Regions from separate parts of the Homo sapiens genome. Here region 2 is linked to region 1. The links are chromatin loops, found by intact Hi-C in ENCODE. Cell type or tissue: K562. All regions are shown on one strand.

Region 1 (8,000 bases):
GCGGAGTAGGAGGGGGAGAAAGTATGGAGAAACAGATCAGAAGTTCCGAGCGTGCTGCCCGCCCCAGCCTCGGCGCGGGGAGCGAGCTAATGAAGGCCCTCAGAGTGCGGGGCAGCGCGTGCAGCCGTCACGGCGCCTGAGCCCGGGCGCCGCGGGCGGGCTGGCGCGCAGCCTCCTTCGCTGGCCGCTGGCGGCCGCCACCCGAGCGCTGGTAGCTCGTCCCGCGCTCCCCGGGCTCCGGGTCTCCGGCGCTCACCCGGGCACGTCGGTTCCCCGCCCCCCCGCCGGGGATAACAAGTTAATAACAATCATCCCCTCACAAAGCTCTTTCTTTCCAGACGTCAATCATAGCGGAGCGGGGAACACCGGGCTAAAGGGGGTGCGGGGCAGTGGGAGGTGGAGTGCGAGAGAAGAAAAGAGGATTGAGGAGGGGGTGGGAGAAGAAACTAGATTTCTTTAATAACCTCAATTAAAAGAGCAAGACACATATATATTTTAAAAAGGGGGCTTTTTGAATAGGATAGCCCGAAAGGTGAAGAGGTTTAATAGGATACTTGAAAGCTAATTACAGCGGGATTTAAGAAGCCTGGTGTTTGTTCCGATGACAATTTGAATGAAAATGCTTCAGATTAAACCGAGCCAGCAGCTCTTTCGTAAACTTACAGCAATTAGAGTGGCGAGTGATTTACACTCGTTTCTTTAAGGTGTAAATTGCCACTTATTGCTCAGTAAGTCAACATTTGAGCTACTAAAGGATTATTTTTAACCAGCGCAAAAAGCGGGTAGAATAATGGAAAATATCCAGCTGAATTTAATTTGTGCCATTAAAAGAACTCACCCAACCTCTGACAAAATGTTTTAAAGAAACAACGCGCGTTACTCAAGTGTTTCCAAGTATTTGCTGGAGTTTTGTTCTTAAACGAAAACGCAGCGTCCCTGGGCTTAGACCGCTTTCGTTTCCAAAAACTCTAGCTCGGGGGCGGGTGGGTACCCCGAACTCGAGCGGCTCGCACTTCTGCATTTCTGACTGTTCGCCTCCCCTTCTCCCTCCCTCTGGAAGCACCAGGCAAGATACCAACCTGGGGGCCTCCCGGACCGTCGGCCGAGACCCTCCCTTTCTGGGGTGCGCTCCCTACGCGGGACCCAGCGTAGCTGCACTGAGGCCGCGTCCTCACACACAAAGGGCGTTTAAACAGAACAGCTCCGCTTTCGCCTGGTGTCCCCAACCGGCTTCGGAGCAAAGAAATAGTCAGGGGCGCCCCGCGCGCGTCCTGCTGAGGCCCTCAGACAGGCTGCAGATGATTTCAAACTTAAAACACCAAATACCCACAGGTCCTGCCTCCCGAGTGAGGTGAGAGCTTGTCAGCTTCCCCAGTCTACTCAGACAAACCGCGTGACTCGTTTTGTGCCCTGCGGTTTTCTTTTGGCATTTTAGGTAAAATGGCTCTCCCGGCAAGCCCAGGGATCCCGGAGGCCTTTCTGGAGCCCCGCAGAGGGAGGTGTGCCTCAGGGCAGGCAAGTGTCCGCGGGCAGCCGAACGAAACGAGCCAGGTCTCCGGTTCCACCCGACAGCCGCCCAGTCCTCCCGACCCACTCTCCCGGACCGCCACGATCACCACAGCAAATAGAACAAAAGCACGACTCACATGGACCTGAGAGCGCCTTAGGCTCGAGGCTTCATCTCCCAAATTACAGTCTCCATGTCTCAGGTTAAGTGAGCTTTTGGGGAGGGAGTGCAATGATTACTGACTAACGCTACTACGTAATAAAAAAAAAAAATTGCCAGGTCTGAAGATGAGGCCGTTACAGGTAGTTTCTGAACCTTGTTTAGGAGCCCAAACAACTCGAGTTTCAAGGACACTGCGATTCAGCTGGTCTGGCCAGGCGTCGGCTCGCTCACCTTCTCAGGGGGAACTGCCAGCTCCGGCACGTCCTTTGCTACTAGTTTACACACAAACATCTGATCGTTCTTCCAATACATGGCACTGCTAGGGCTGCTTATCACATACCAACTCCAGAGGGTCAGAGGCTGTCCGTGTCTGCCGATCTCCCCCCTCCCCCGCCCCGATCCACTAATAAAAGCTGATGCCGAGAAGGATAATGCTACAAGTGTGTCTTCGTCCAAAGAGGCCGCTGTGGCCTGACCACTTTCTGATGAACCGTTCTTAAAATTCCTTTCCCAGCTTCACTGAGCTCTGAGTGAAGTGAGCACTGAGCTTTTCCTGAGTCCCTCCAGGAAAAGAAAAAAAAAAAAGTTTTGTTTTCCAGAGGGTGGAACCTAATATAAAGGAAGGGGGCGTGTGGGGGAAAGTCTTTCCTGGAGAAATTGCTTCGCCTCTTTCAGGAAAACCCGCCTTCTCTACATGTTAAAATCTTTATCAGAACACGCCAACTGACTTCAGGTTTAGTACTAAAGAAAAAAAAATTGGGGGATGTCCTGTTAACTTGACTTTAAAAAATCTGCTGTCTGCATTTGCCATAACTTTTAAATTCTCGCTCCCCAACCCAAACCTAAACAAAGATTCAGGTTACATCTCTTTCTGCAGCAAGCAGAAGGGGAAGTGGAGGTCTGGGTGACTTGAAAGTTTTAGTCATTCTCTTGAAACTCGCAGCTGTCCGGTGTAGCCGAGGAATGCCACCGCTCCTGGCAGCCTGGGAGCTGACTTATCTAGCAGTTCGCGCTCCCTTTCCGAAAAGTTTTCTCATTAAGATAAAGAAGGAACATCTGAGCAACACAAAAGCTTATGATTTGCGACTAGATTTGAAATCAAGGCTACAAGAAAGACAAAAGTATGTTGCTAATGAGTATTGCTCTTTCATCTCCTAGACAAAATGTAAGCCCGAGCAGCCTTGTCTTCTGCCTCAAGTTCTGACTGCGGGGCGGGGAAGCGGCGGAGGGAGGTATTCAGGGTACCTTAATTTTGATTAAGATTGGAAGGTGTGTTTGTTTAAACAGACTCTTTGTGGTATAAACTTTATTTCATTATTTAGTGTATAAAGACAAATTTGGTTAAAAGATTATTTTTAAATGATTTTTGTTTCCATTTAAAAAGCTAAACTTCTGAAACTAAGAAGATCTAGGAGTCTATTTCTTAAAGGCCTTTAACAGAATCATAGGATTTTGCTTTAATTAGATGGAAATATATATGTAAAACACACACACGCACACACACATATCTTATCTCCTTGCCTTATTTGTATAGAAGAAAAAGAGCGAAATGATCTTGCCCAGACCCCAGCTCGGTCAGCAGCCGGCTAGCGGAGGAGATAGATAGCCTTTCCTGTGATGAAGTGAGCCTGTGTAAGAGTCTGGGACCGAGTTACCACTACAAATTTAGTTTTTCCTCCATTGCATTTTTCTCCCATAAACACTAGAGTCTTCAGAGCATTTTCCTATCGCCATTGTTTTTCTTTTCGCGCAGCTGCGCACAAGTTAATATTAGCCATCCCCCTGCCGGTCCTCTCTGGGAGATCTCGTTTAAATTTACTGAGCGAAGGGAGGAGGACGATATAATTAATCTGTGCCCTCTTAGAAAATTGAAAGATTGGGGTGGACTGACTTTTCAAAAAGCTAACTTGTGCGTGGGAACCAGAAAGACTTGTGTTTTTCATCAAATGCAGAAATCGGTATTGGGGGTGGTGGAGAAATTCACATAATGCATTTTCCATGAAATAGCATCGTTGTGGAGACCGCTCTTCCGAATGGAAAGTCAGAGTCGTGCAGAACATTGGCGCCATCAGGTCGTGTATAGAGCAGGATTTCGTTGAAAGTGGAATTAAACATAAAGGTCCGGTTTGGATATTTAATTACAGTGTGTGTGTGTGTGTGTGTGTGTGTGTGTGTTAGGGTTTAAAGTGAATCTGGGGTACTGTCTGGCTACTATCGAGGAGAATTTATCGCGCGGGTCATTTGGAGATCCAGAGAGAGCTGGAGCTGTGTTAGGGAAGCAGGGCGGGGGTGCGGGCATTTATGCGGTCTTTCCACCCACCCTCGCCTAATCAGGCGGCTCTCAGTCAGGTTTTCAAAATACTAACCTTGATCTAAGAGCGTCTATCTCTGCATAAGTGGAGAAAATGATTCATTTTTAGAGGTTTCTGGGCTTGGGGAAGAAGAATGGTCGTCAGACAGGAGCAGAAGACGTGAAAGATTGGTCTGGCCTCGCTTTACTCCAGGCGCCTTGTGGGATGCTGACCTGTCCCGGGGTGCAGCTGCGCGCACCCCTCCTTGAGCTGTAAGCCTCTGGGCGGTGAGTCAATTTCTATGTCCTGGGCGGTATAAGCCTTTGGCTGGGGGTCGAGTGTGCAAGAAGAGGGGAATGTGTTTGCTATGAATCCCAGGGCTGATCGTCCTGTCGGTCTGGGGTCCAACGACCTTCTGACCTTTTGTCAGGGGTGGGCGTACGAAGGTATAGCTTCTTCCTGGTGGCCCGGTTCCCTGGAGCTCGCGTCACGCCTCTTACCCACGCTCATCCTCGGCTGGGGCAACGGAAAAGTTATCTTCCTACTTTACAGGGGTGCGCTAAAAATCAAAAGAGTTTTTGTTTGTTTGTTTGGTCTTAGTAATGAGGGTTTTTAGCCCAAACGCCAATTGATTCCAATTTTGAACGAAGACTCTGATCAAAAAAACATCATCTTATGTGTCCACAGGTGGAAAAGCAATCGCCTGCGTCGTGACAGTTCCTACCTACTAAATTGAAAATTTGAAAATCAGAGGCGGCAGGCCCACCCAAGGTGTCTACCAACATCCGTGGACCACAGGGCTTTTTGCAAGCCCATGGGAAAGACAGCCTGAGAGACTTCGGAGTGCGTCCTGTCCCAGGCTGTGCCTCTCCTGCTTAAGGGAAGCCTTGAGTGTATCTCCCTAAAAACAGATGGGGGCAGGGAAGGGGTCTAGATCCCGTGGAGCCAGGCCTTGATTGGAGGTCCGGGCTGGAGAGAGGGAACATCAACCCGCCCTGACCCCCACAGCTTCCACTCACCCGAAGAGCTGCCTAATTGGGCTGCGAGCAGCTGCGAAATTTGTAATCGTCTAATGAGCCTTCCGCCTCGGTAATTCTTATCAAAAGGCATAAAACTGATATTTTCACACTCAGCTCGCACTGCAGGCGCCGTTTATAAACATCCTTCATCAGTGGGATGAAATTAAGCCTGCATTGACAGAGGTCTCTGGAACTCGATATTTAAAAGCAATAGATCCGAATTAGCAAATTATAACTTTAAGTAGGGAAAGTCCCCACCAACTTGACTATTGAACCCTTTGCCTCTGAGCTCCTCGGGGTGAGTAACCACACGTTTGAGAGAACTTAACCTGGAGGTTCTGCGGTGCTCAGGCAATCTCCGGAAACTCGGATTCCCGAAACTGCCCCTGCTACGGCTCCTCCCGCCCGCCTTCTAGGGACTCGCCTGGGTCAGACCTGTGGAGATCGGGGCGAGGCACAGCTGGAGCCTGAGAGAAAACGTGGTCAAAGGAGGCGCATCCAGGACTCCCGGGCGGCCTGCAGGCGCAGAAACAGAGCCCTGCTCTTGCGGACCCGAGCTTTCCCTGGCCCGCGGCCCTCACCGCCCACCTCCAGGGCTCCAGCGCCAAGGGTACAGTGGGCCATAGGACTGTAGGAGGCGGTGGAGGATGGGGAGACTTTCGCGATCATAAGAAGGTGCGGATTCTGGCAGAATTCTGGTTGGCGACTCCTTCGATCCCTGAAGGTGAAATCTCAGCTAAAACCACTCTGAAACTGTGGATGTCACACTTGGTTCAGGGTTAGGAGACCGTGTCTTTGGATTTTTGCCCATCACGTGTAACCATTATAAATATTAGTCTGGAAAAAGACTTTAGGAGATTGCTTCTAGAGGTTCTTTCCACAAACTTACCCTGCTCAGAATCTGCATAACCCCTCAGAGATGGCAGAGCTGTATACGGGCTCACCTTGGGACTTACCGGTCCCAGACTCCGTTTTATACCTTGCTACCCACAGTTTCTGAGGGTAAGAGAGGGGTGCTTTTATTCACGCCAGTGGAGGTCGCCAAAAGCGGGCGAGGGCCTCCGTCTGGGACCCACTGGTCTCTCTCCCACTGTGGGCCAAGACTGAGGTTTGATGGGCTTCCCAGCTGGGCAAGCCTGCTCCACGCGGGACACCCGGGAATCCACTGGCGGGCAGACCCTGCCTTCGCCACCCGCCCCGCGGCATTCCTCACTGCGGTCTGATGCGCCAGCTGGGGCCAGTTGTTTCAAGCGGTTCTGGAGGACCAATAGCGGAAAGCCAAGTTCTGCGACCAAGAGTCTGTACGAGTGACTCGGTGTTTCTTTCCAGCCGGTTCGCAGAGCGCCAGTAAGCTCTCCCGGTCCGCTACGGAAGAAATAGGGGAAGCGTTTCCAGTCTAAGAGAGAGGATGGGAGAGAGAAAATTAGGAACCACGCCGAAATTAAGCAGGGCAGCCTGGAAAGCTTCCCGGCTAAAAGCTATGGCGCGAAACGCTAAAGTCCATCACACCATTTATTCATTGTGACATTTCCAAGCCGACAATAGCGCCTTAAGCACGCCTGTGGTTTGGAGGTGCCGGTTTTATATGCATTTTACTGTTTAGAATGATAAACAAATCAGGACCAATGGAAACCTGATTCTAACCTCTTTCTACAGAACTCTGCCTGCATAATTCTGTAAAAGCCGAAATCCAAGGTGGCCAGAGAGAGAGAGAGAGAATCCAACTCTCTACCCGCCTCCCTTTACCGCGTTTCCCTACAAGTCCTAGGCAAACCGGGCAGATATAGCCTGGAGTTCGCTGATCAAGAAAGAGGATGGAACCGAGGCCCTTCAGGCTTCTCCTCCCCTTCCACATCCCCGTTTTCCCACTTCCCCAGGGATGTCTGAAAGCCCAACTCGGCCAGTGTGGCAGGAAAGTTAAACTTTATCTAAGTGCAAAAACCAGATGGTTTTCTCGGTTTCTGGGGATAGGTGAGAGGCAGAAGTGGGGCTGTGTGAGCCTCCTATTCACAGGCTTGGATGACATTTTGATAAGGGAACCCTCAGCTCAAGTTGTTAGCCAGGGTGAATGAGCCCCACACAAGCCTGCGCCGACCGCCCACAACTTTGGTGTCTAAGGTTCTCCCCAGCAACACTTCCACCTCCGGTGTAACTCGTAAAGCTATGCTTTTACAAAAAAAAAGTTGGCCCAAGAATCTTGAGCCATGAATTTTAAAAACTTAAATAACTTCTATATGCCATTTCTGCTACAGGAGACTGGTTCTTGTAACTGTGGCAAGGTTTTCTTCCTTTCCTTCCTATCCTCCTCCTCTCCCTTCCTCCTTCCCTGCTTGCCTTCCTTCCTTCATGGGAGTTCAGGGTTTAAGAGGTAGGCAACGTGTTATTATAGTAAGAGCACAGGTTTGAAGTTAGTAAAATATGTAATGGAATTTTGAGCAATTTAAATTTTTAACACTTGAGCTTTCTCATTTGTAAAATGAAGATGGCATCACTTGGAAATTGTCATAAAAAATCACAATGTTGAATTAAGTGCTCATCCACACAGGAGGTTCTTAGTGAACATAATGTTTCTCCTACCACATCCTCCTTCACCTCTCTAGAGAGGTCTGGATGTAGAGGAGCCACCAAAGGCCCAATTTCCCCAGTGAAGGGTAGGTCAATGTTCTTCAGCGAGTTGACCACTTCTAGGGGTTCAGAGGGTCATGAGGTTAGACGCACCTCCCTGGGCTGCAGAGGCTCCAGAGATGAGTGCAGCTGCCTGTAGCCACCTCTGTCGTGGCAACTAGGCCCAAGGATGCACAATGAACACCTTTTTCATCTCCTTTGTCGCTGGTTTATTTGAGAGTTAATCTATAACATTTAAAAATGCTTGGCACCCTTCTGTCAGTTTGCACAACCTTCTGAATATTGTGAAAATGGCAGTAATCATAGCTGTTGATTATTATTTGTCAAATGCCCCCACTGACGTTATGGCACACAACCCTACTTTAATTTATCCAAAGCCCTATTTTACCAAGCCAG
Region 2 (8,000 bases), 71 kb before region 1:
ATCATGTTCCCTCTTTTGCTTTTCATTTTGTATGTGAGGAAGGTCACTGTGAGCGCTAGTAGAAATCTACTAAACCAATGACCCAACCATTCCCAAGACTATAGCTACTATCTGCTGTGAATTGTATATATCTGCGGGAGGCTTAATTTCATGCAAATGTATCCTTGTTTGTCAGCATAATTCTGGTGCTTCCTCCCAACTAGCCAGCAGGTGGGTGGTCAGTGAACATGCCATCAATTTAATATTAGCCTAAGCAAAGCTGAAAGGTAAATTAATGTATTATGAGAGTCAGAATACATTGACATTAGCTTTCAAATACAATCTGAGGAAGACCGCAAGAATTTAGGACAGGGTGCCTTATAGTTAAGTAGAACAAGAGCAAAACTAGGTGTCAAGAAGCTGGGTCCCTATCTCATCCTATTTACCTCAGAGCTTTTGACTTCAGCGAGTTGTTTTATATCCCTGGGCCTCAGGGTGTTCGTCTGTAACATCGGAGTATGGACTACCATTAGAAGTGACTTGAAAGTCTGAAATTCCATTATTATTCTACATTTATCACAGAATTAATATACTTCCTATTCAGCTCCATCCCGGAGGATTTGGCAATTTATATCTTTCTGAAATGAACAGTTACAGAATTTAAATATGACACTTTTTTGAAGGGACATAGAATATCTTCTTAGCCTTTAAAGTATCAAAATACATCTCTCTGGGAGTGGGAGGGATTTAGGAAGTTTCAGTGTTTCCTGGCAGAGGTTGAGGTTTCTTACCTTGCCCAGAATCAGCAAGTAAACTGCACTAATTTGTCTTATATTTGACTTTCTAACACTGATTTTTCTGATTTTTCCCTGTTCGACCCTCCAATTTATAAAAATGTGTATAATTGTTCTGCTGCTTCTGCTTTTGCCTGCTTTGGCTGCTGCATATACAGGTGAAGATCTGGAAAGAAATGATGGATCTACAGAAAAACCCTACTTCGTAACCCCTAACCTGCATGGAATTCTGATCAAGAAGCAACTAGTTCCCCAGAAGCAGAAAGAGTAGAAAAGCTCCAAACAGTGTCACTCATTTTTAAGTAGAAGTTGTGTAAATTAGGTTGATTGTAATTTGGAAATGTTGCTTTTGAGTAATGTGAAATTTCTGTGCTTAATTCTAAGAAGTCAGCACCTGGTACTACCTGAGGTGTCAGGTATTTGATGACATTAGCTGCTGTCTACTTTATAGACAGTGGTCCCAGCTAAAGATCAAAATGTTAATGTCAAACGTTTTTTAAAATCTGTAGCCGAGAGTGTTTTAATAACTTTTATAACTCAGCGTGCTGTTTCCATTGCAGCACTTTAATAGCCTTTCTTTTTATAAGTGTATATTTGTAAAGGATATTCAGGCAATTTTTGAAAACACTATAAATGTGTAATTAATTAGCCATAAAATATTGATTTATAGTTAACCAGCATATGGTACTAAATTTGTAAATATGGTGCTATGGTTATATTTATACTGTTCAAGCTGGTGGACAACTCTCTAAACTGTGATTAAACTTGTATTAATGGTTCCCTAGGAAGTATATTTCAGTGAGTCATGTCCATAACAAACATAGATGTTAATGTTATATAGGTTCTACGGAGAGCATTACTGGGTAAAAAATACTATGGAACCTTCAGAGCCCATTCTGTTTTAGTGAAATCATGTTTATATTGAAGTCGAATCTGAGTTCTGGAGTGTCATTTCCAACAACATGAACCTCTGTCCATGGTGAAAATATTCTGAACAAAACTGAAATTGTTACATAACTCATGCCTTTTGTCTTTAACCCAAATTTCTTATTCCCACTATATAGAAAATCAATATGAATTTGTTTCAGAAGAGTGATTATATCTTTTCATGAGTATACCTGTATTTCTAGATTAAAGAGATTGTGTGGCTTTGTTCTACAGAAGGTTTGATTTTGTCTCACCTTTCAGTGAGGAAAGAGAAAAGAAAGACACTTCAGATTTTACCCTAAGGAAATATACTGTTGGCGCTCCATCATCTAATACCTTTATGAGGGGCATACTGTGGGTTAGGAACTCTCTCTCTGCAGGGCTTAGGAGGAAAGTTGTTGCCACCTGCCACCGCTGGCCGCCTGAGGTTTCTGATAGTCATGTGTAAGTTTTGAATGGCAGAACAAAGCATGAATCAGACACACATCTTGCCTAGCCATCCCCTGTGTGCAAATGTGTATGATGTGGTTAACCATGTAAAAATGCACCCCAAAAGGAGCATTGAATCAATTTGTATTTTCTTGGCTTTTACCTTAAACTTGTATATAAGGATTATTTATATATTGACAGAAAGGAACATGTTGATCTGAATATCACTCATATATCCAAGAAAAGAGTCAGAAATGTATTGTTGTGTTATAGATTGATCTAAATACGTATTAATTATCTTCAAGTGTAGACACCTAGATTTAAACTGACTCTGTGGCAGATTAATTAATAGCAATAAGCCAATGAATAGGGAAGATTTTTAATATATAATGACTACCAGCTTGTTCTTGGCTTACATTCTTGAGATTATTGTATTCAAAAGTGTCAGTTGGCTTCACATTTTGGCAAAGAGCCTTCTGCATTCTTATTCTCCTTGAAGCATAATGCAGATAATGACAACTTATCTTTCTAGATTAGTCTTTTATTATTCAACAAGACAAAGGCCACAACAAAGGACTAGTAGAATAGTGACCTCTACCTGAGAATTTGTTATAACTATAGATGTTTGTGCTCTGCCCAAGAGATTCTGATATACTGTGATTTGATGTGAGCCACGATGTGAATTATTATAAAGTTCTCTAGTTGATTCTGATACACATAAAAGTTGAAAAATTGGCCATGTGTGGTGTCTCACGCCTGTAATCCCAGCACTTTGGGAGTCCAAGATGGACAGATCACTGGAGCCTAGGAGTTCCAGACCAGTCTAGGCAACATGGTGAAACCCCATCTATCTTTATAAAAAATATAAAAGTTAGCCAAGTGTGGTGGTGCACACCTGTAGTCTCAGCTACTTGGGAGGCTGAAATGTGAGGGTCACTTGAGCCCAAGAGATCGAGGCTGCAGTGAGCCATGATCACACCACTGCACTCCAGCCTGGGTGACAGAGCAAAACCCTGTTTAAAAAAAAAAAGTTGAAAAAATCACTTGAATAAAATAAAAATCAACACATAAACAAGTTGCCAATTTATATTATGAGCTAACATCTAGTCAGAAAAATATTCTCCATTTACTACTTATTTGTGTAATTGAAATATGTAGAATAAAAATGAGCATTGTTTTTGAGAAGATATTTAGAAGCCATTTTCTTACAAAGCAATTAAACTAAAAACTGTGAAAAACCAGGGCAATGTTCCTCAAAATTTGCAGTTGATGTGTTTGAAATCTGAAATTTCACAATTTTTATTTTTCAAGGCTATACTATTTAAATTATTGATGGCAAAACAGAATCAATTTTAAGCAAATATAGTAATTTAGAAAGTAAATTGAAAAAAAGAAGGTGAAAGTTATTTTCTCAATCATGCAACTGAGAGACACGCAATATTGGCAGAATCTGACCTGTTACACAGAATGAAATAATATCTTGCTGACATAATCACAAGGGCTTATTGTTTTCGCATAACTATGTTTACAATAATGTTGATGCCAAACTATGCTGTTTAAAAAACAACAACAAAAAAAAAACAACAAAAGGATTTTGAACTGCTGTAAAGCGAGTATACAGCAGATGGCGGTGTTACTTCTCTTACAGTTCTGCTTTGATATTTACTCTGTACCATTCTTCCTCCTAGTGGAAGATTTAGAAAGAAATGATGGTTCTACTGCAAGACCTTATTATGTGAGTCAACCTTTGCTGAAGATTTTCCAGGAGGAAAATCCACAAACTAGGAAGCAGTAGAAGAGCAAACTGGTCGTCCTACAGCTGTGTGTTACCTTTTCTCCATCTGCTGTGTCTGTGCAACATTTGTTTCATAAGTGCTTTGTGTTTAGCAACACTGTATTCACGACCTTGTTGGCTTGCATTTGCATGTTTTATACCAAAGCTTATACTGTACTATGTGAAGCCATCAGAAGTCGCAAGGGAATTGTTAATAACATAAAACATTTTTATACTAAGATCATTTGTTTTGTAATTCGTTTTTAAAGAGTGGCTTGGATGTTTTGAAAATACTACTGAATATGTTAATATTCTTTTAAATCTTAGATTGAAAAATGATACATTACTTAAATTGATAGCTCCTAATATATTTTTAAAATTACAACTAAAAGAAGACTTCTTCTGCAGGGAAAATTGGTCAGCAAAGTGAAATTAAAAATTTTAAAGTTTTTCCCACTCTCGTTGGACAGTAAATCAGTGAAAGGACTGCCCCAGTTGAGAGTTTGCTCTCTTTAAGTATAGAATGTTTCCTCTTAAACAAATTGCCAATCATCCAGCCTTTACTACTTAGCCCTCTGACAAAGTGCCTTACTGGCTATTTAATATTACCCAGCTTTTATGGGCAAGTTTACAAACATTGTTTTTTAAAAAATTAAAACCTGCAATGTTTCGTGATTAAAACAAGTCTTATTGCATTTGTTTCACTCTTAGCTCACTGATTGGAAAACATTTGTCATTTTGCTCTGTTTGATATCCTCACTATTATGGAATACATTGTGCAGCTAAACAATTTCCCTTGCGCCTAGTGGACATTCATGAATGTGTACTACACGCAAGAAGAAACAAACCCCGAAAGAACACTTGTTGGATTTCTTTGTTTTTTTTTTTACTAAAAGAGAAGTTTTAAAATGAAATGTTTTCTATAGTAGATCTTTGAAAATACAATAGGTATAATACTGCATTTCTCAGTGTTTTACAAAGATCAGAAAGAGAAACTTCTAGGAATTGCAAAGGGAAACTTTACTCCTCGAAAGGGTGCTCACAGATGTCATGTACTGAATAGCTCCCTTTTAAATGATCATTTATTTTCATCAAAGCCTGTTCTATATATGCCACTTCATTTTCTAACTTTTGGTATGAAAAAATCAGTTTACTTACAGTATGTTAATTGTATTGTACTACTATAAACAGGAACATAATTTCCAATTCAGTTTTAAATAATTTTACCAGTACTACTAACTTTTAAGGAAATTAATTCAGTTGGTTACTCAGTGTTTGTTACAGAAAGAGTCCAGAAAAGTATTCACCCTAAGAGAATGTCAATCATATAATGATAATTTGTGAAAGCTTTGAGAATCAATCATCAGTAAGTTACTATCAGTTTATAAAATATTATCACATTTGTTTAAATGTGACTTTAGATACTTTTATGCCAAAAATAAACTCACATGAGCACATGACAGTCTGAGCTCTATAATCAGTGTGCTTCTGCTGTGCAGAAATGTTAGAAACGTATTGTCTAAATATCTTTGATAATTAAAATGTTTAATATTTAATGAAATTTGTTGTTACTTGTTTTAAATCTTTTTTCTTTTAATAAAGATTTAAATAAGAAATAACTGCCTGTCTTTTGGTTTCTTTAATCTAGAAAAAGAGAAAAGCTTTTGTTTTCAAAACCCACTATACTATGACAGTATCTTCTCTATACCAAATATCTAGGTGGGTTTTTTATTTTAAACTAGATTTATATTTTTAAAATTTTCCACTTTTCTCCAGCTGTGCATTGACAAATCAAATAAGTGAAACCGATAATTTATACAAAGGAAATAAGTCAAAGCTAAATGGATGAGATACTTTAAAAAAAAAATCAAACAGCCTAAATTAGTCAGTTTTTCTTTGTTTTTATTTGCCAAAGGTTTGCTCAGTCCTTCATTTCATTTTGTCAAAATTTATAGGAGAAAAACGTTATTATTTTCAAGGCGGGTGTAAATTTAGAGGCCCTAAAGAATATGAACACCAATTAACAGTTTCCTAAAGCAAGATTAAACATACCTATCACTGATTTATCTTAAGCTAAATTTTAAAACAAATATATTGATGTCTTTTCTTAGGTTGAATTATATATTAAATCTTCAAAATTAATTATTCTTTAAAATTTAATGGGTTTATTTTCTTTCTTTCTTTTTTTTTTCTTTTTTGAGATAGAGTCTTGCTCTGTCTCCCAGACTGGATTGCAGTGGCACCATCTCCTCTCACTGCAACCTCCGCCTCCCGGGTTCAAGCAATTCTCCTGCCTCAGCCTCTCATGTATCTGGGACTACAGGCACCCACCACCATGCTGAGCTAATTTTTGTATTTAGTAGAGATGAGGTTTTACCATATTAGCAAGGCTGGTCTTGAACTCCTGACCTCAGGTGATCCGCCCGACTTGGCCTCCCAAAGTGCTGGGATTACAGGCGTGAGCCACTGCGCCCAGCCCTAGAATTTAATGGGTTTCTTTCAATGAAAACATTAAACAATGATCTTGCAGTTTTCAGTGTTCTTTTAAAATAAGAACACAATAAGATAATAAAACAATAAGACATGGTATTAATATAGCTAATGATTCTTTTTTATTTGAAATAAAATATAATGTAGTTTCCACAAGAAAGTCAAATTCTGCTTTACGTCTTAATAACTCCTACTTTTCAATGATGAAGCACTTATGTTGGTAAATAAATGATATACCATTGTGCAATGATTAATTTGTTTTTTCTATGTCCCTAAAGAGCTTAAAAAGAGTTAGTGTGTCTGTATAGTAAAATCACACTATGAAAGGTTCTATGGGATTGTCAGGGACAATGTAGTTCTTATTTAAACTGCTATTGGAAAACAGGCTCTGTGTAACAATTTCTCACTTTTCTTTTAGTATACAGCTGACTAGCACTCATTCCAATGTATGTTCTTTCACTTTTACAAGTGGTGCCTCAGGAAATTGTTCTTAAACTATAACCAGGCATAGTAATTATCTCCCTTATTATCTGGTTCTGGATTGGGGAACATGCTTTATAAATCAGTTTTTGTTGGCAAAAGATATGGGGACAAATTTGAACTAAAATCATTATTGCAGACCATAGTGTATGAAATGACATCTTAACGTTTTTTCCAGTTTCTTGCAAATGTTAACCTTAGATGTGTGTAAATGATTATTTTATAATAAAATATAGATATATGATTATAAGAATACAATTCAACAAATCATTAATGAAAAAATCAATATAGCAGATCCACATTCCATTGATATTAACAACTTTGTGTCATAATCTAATTCTCATTATCTAGGTCTAATAAATAAAGTAAGTAAAAAAACAAATATATATATAGAGAGAGAGAGACAGAGAGCGCAGATAAAACATTACTTCTTCGAAGTTACTTCCCATATTAGGGCTAAAATGGGCATTAAAGACATTTCTCTCAGGACCTAGCTGAGTTACTTCCGGTTATTAGTGAATCAATCATCATCAAGAAAACAAAGACAACCCCCATTAAAACAAATGTGAGGCTGGGCACGGTGGCTCACGCCTGTAATTCCAACACTTTGGGAGACCGAGGTGGGAAGATCATGAGGTCAGGAGATCGAGACCATCCTAACTAACATGGTGAACCCCGTCTCTACTAAAAATACAAAAAATTAGCCAGGCGTGTTGGCACGAGCCTGTAGTCCCAACTTCTTGGGAGGCTGAAGCAGGAGAATTGCTTGAACCCGGGAGGTGGAGGTTGCAGTGAGCTGAGATCATGCCACTACACTCCAGCCTGGGTGACAGAGCGAGACTCTGTCAAAAAAAAAAAAGTGCATTCCTTCATGGACATAGAGTATCATTTATTCAAAGCTTAGACAACAGAATGATGTTACCATCATGGACCCTATTAAATGTATCAGGTCAAACTGAACTGCCCTTTCCCCCATTTACAACTTCGCAATTGCTTGGAATGAAAGGCAGCCAAAATGTGTAGAATCTGGCGACATCTTTTGTCATGGTTTCTGCACTGGGGGAATGGGGGCTGTTATGTGACAAATTTAAAAGCAAGCAATTCAGTTTTACTATTTGAAGTCACTA

Evidence for each region. Peaks named below come from ENCODE experiments on the same cell type or tissue, not always from the same donor. Only the 100,000 strongest peaks of a DNase experiment are listed, where the experiment ranks them.
Region 2: a loop joins it to region 1, with 2.1 times the contacts of the local background. A loop is called at or near these places in 2 of 110 quality-filtered maps.

Annotation. Positions count from the first base shown.
Region 1 is chr1:75,128,601-75,136,600 of GRCh38, reverse strand. LHX8 (LIM homeobox 8) reads right to left here and starts at 2,213. Exons shown (of 9, transcript NM_001256114.2): 1 at 1,647-2,213. It overlaps LHX8-AS1 (LHX8 antisense RNA 1), which reads left to right and starts at 4,025. Exons shown (of 2, transcript NR_187397.1): 1 at 4,025-4,247; 2 at 4,648-8,000. RefSeq lists enhancers at 1,396-1,908, 4,066-5,265 and a silencer at 6,171-6,371. In K562, no CTCF peak of the experiment used is centred here; no DNase peak of the experiment used is centred here; H3K27me3 peaks cover 6,833 bases.
Region 2 is chr1:75,199,651-75,207,650 of GRCh38, reverse strand. SLC44A5 (solute carrier family 44 member 5) reads left to right here. Exons shown (of 24, transcript NM_001130058.2): 24 at 3,818-5,522. The coding sequence ends at 3,924. Among named protein-coding and RNA genes, the nearest start is that of LHX8, 69 kb to the right of the region's middle. In K562, a CTCF peak has its summit at 3,769 (motif pointing right); a DNase peak (open chromatin) is centred at 3,800.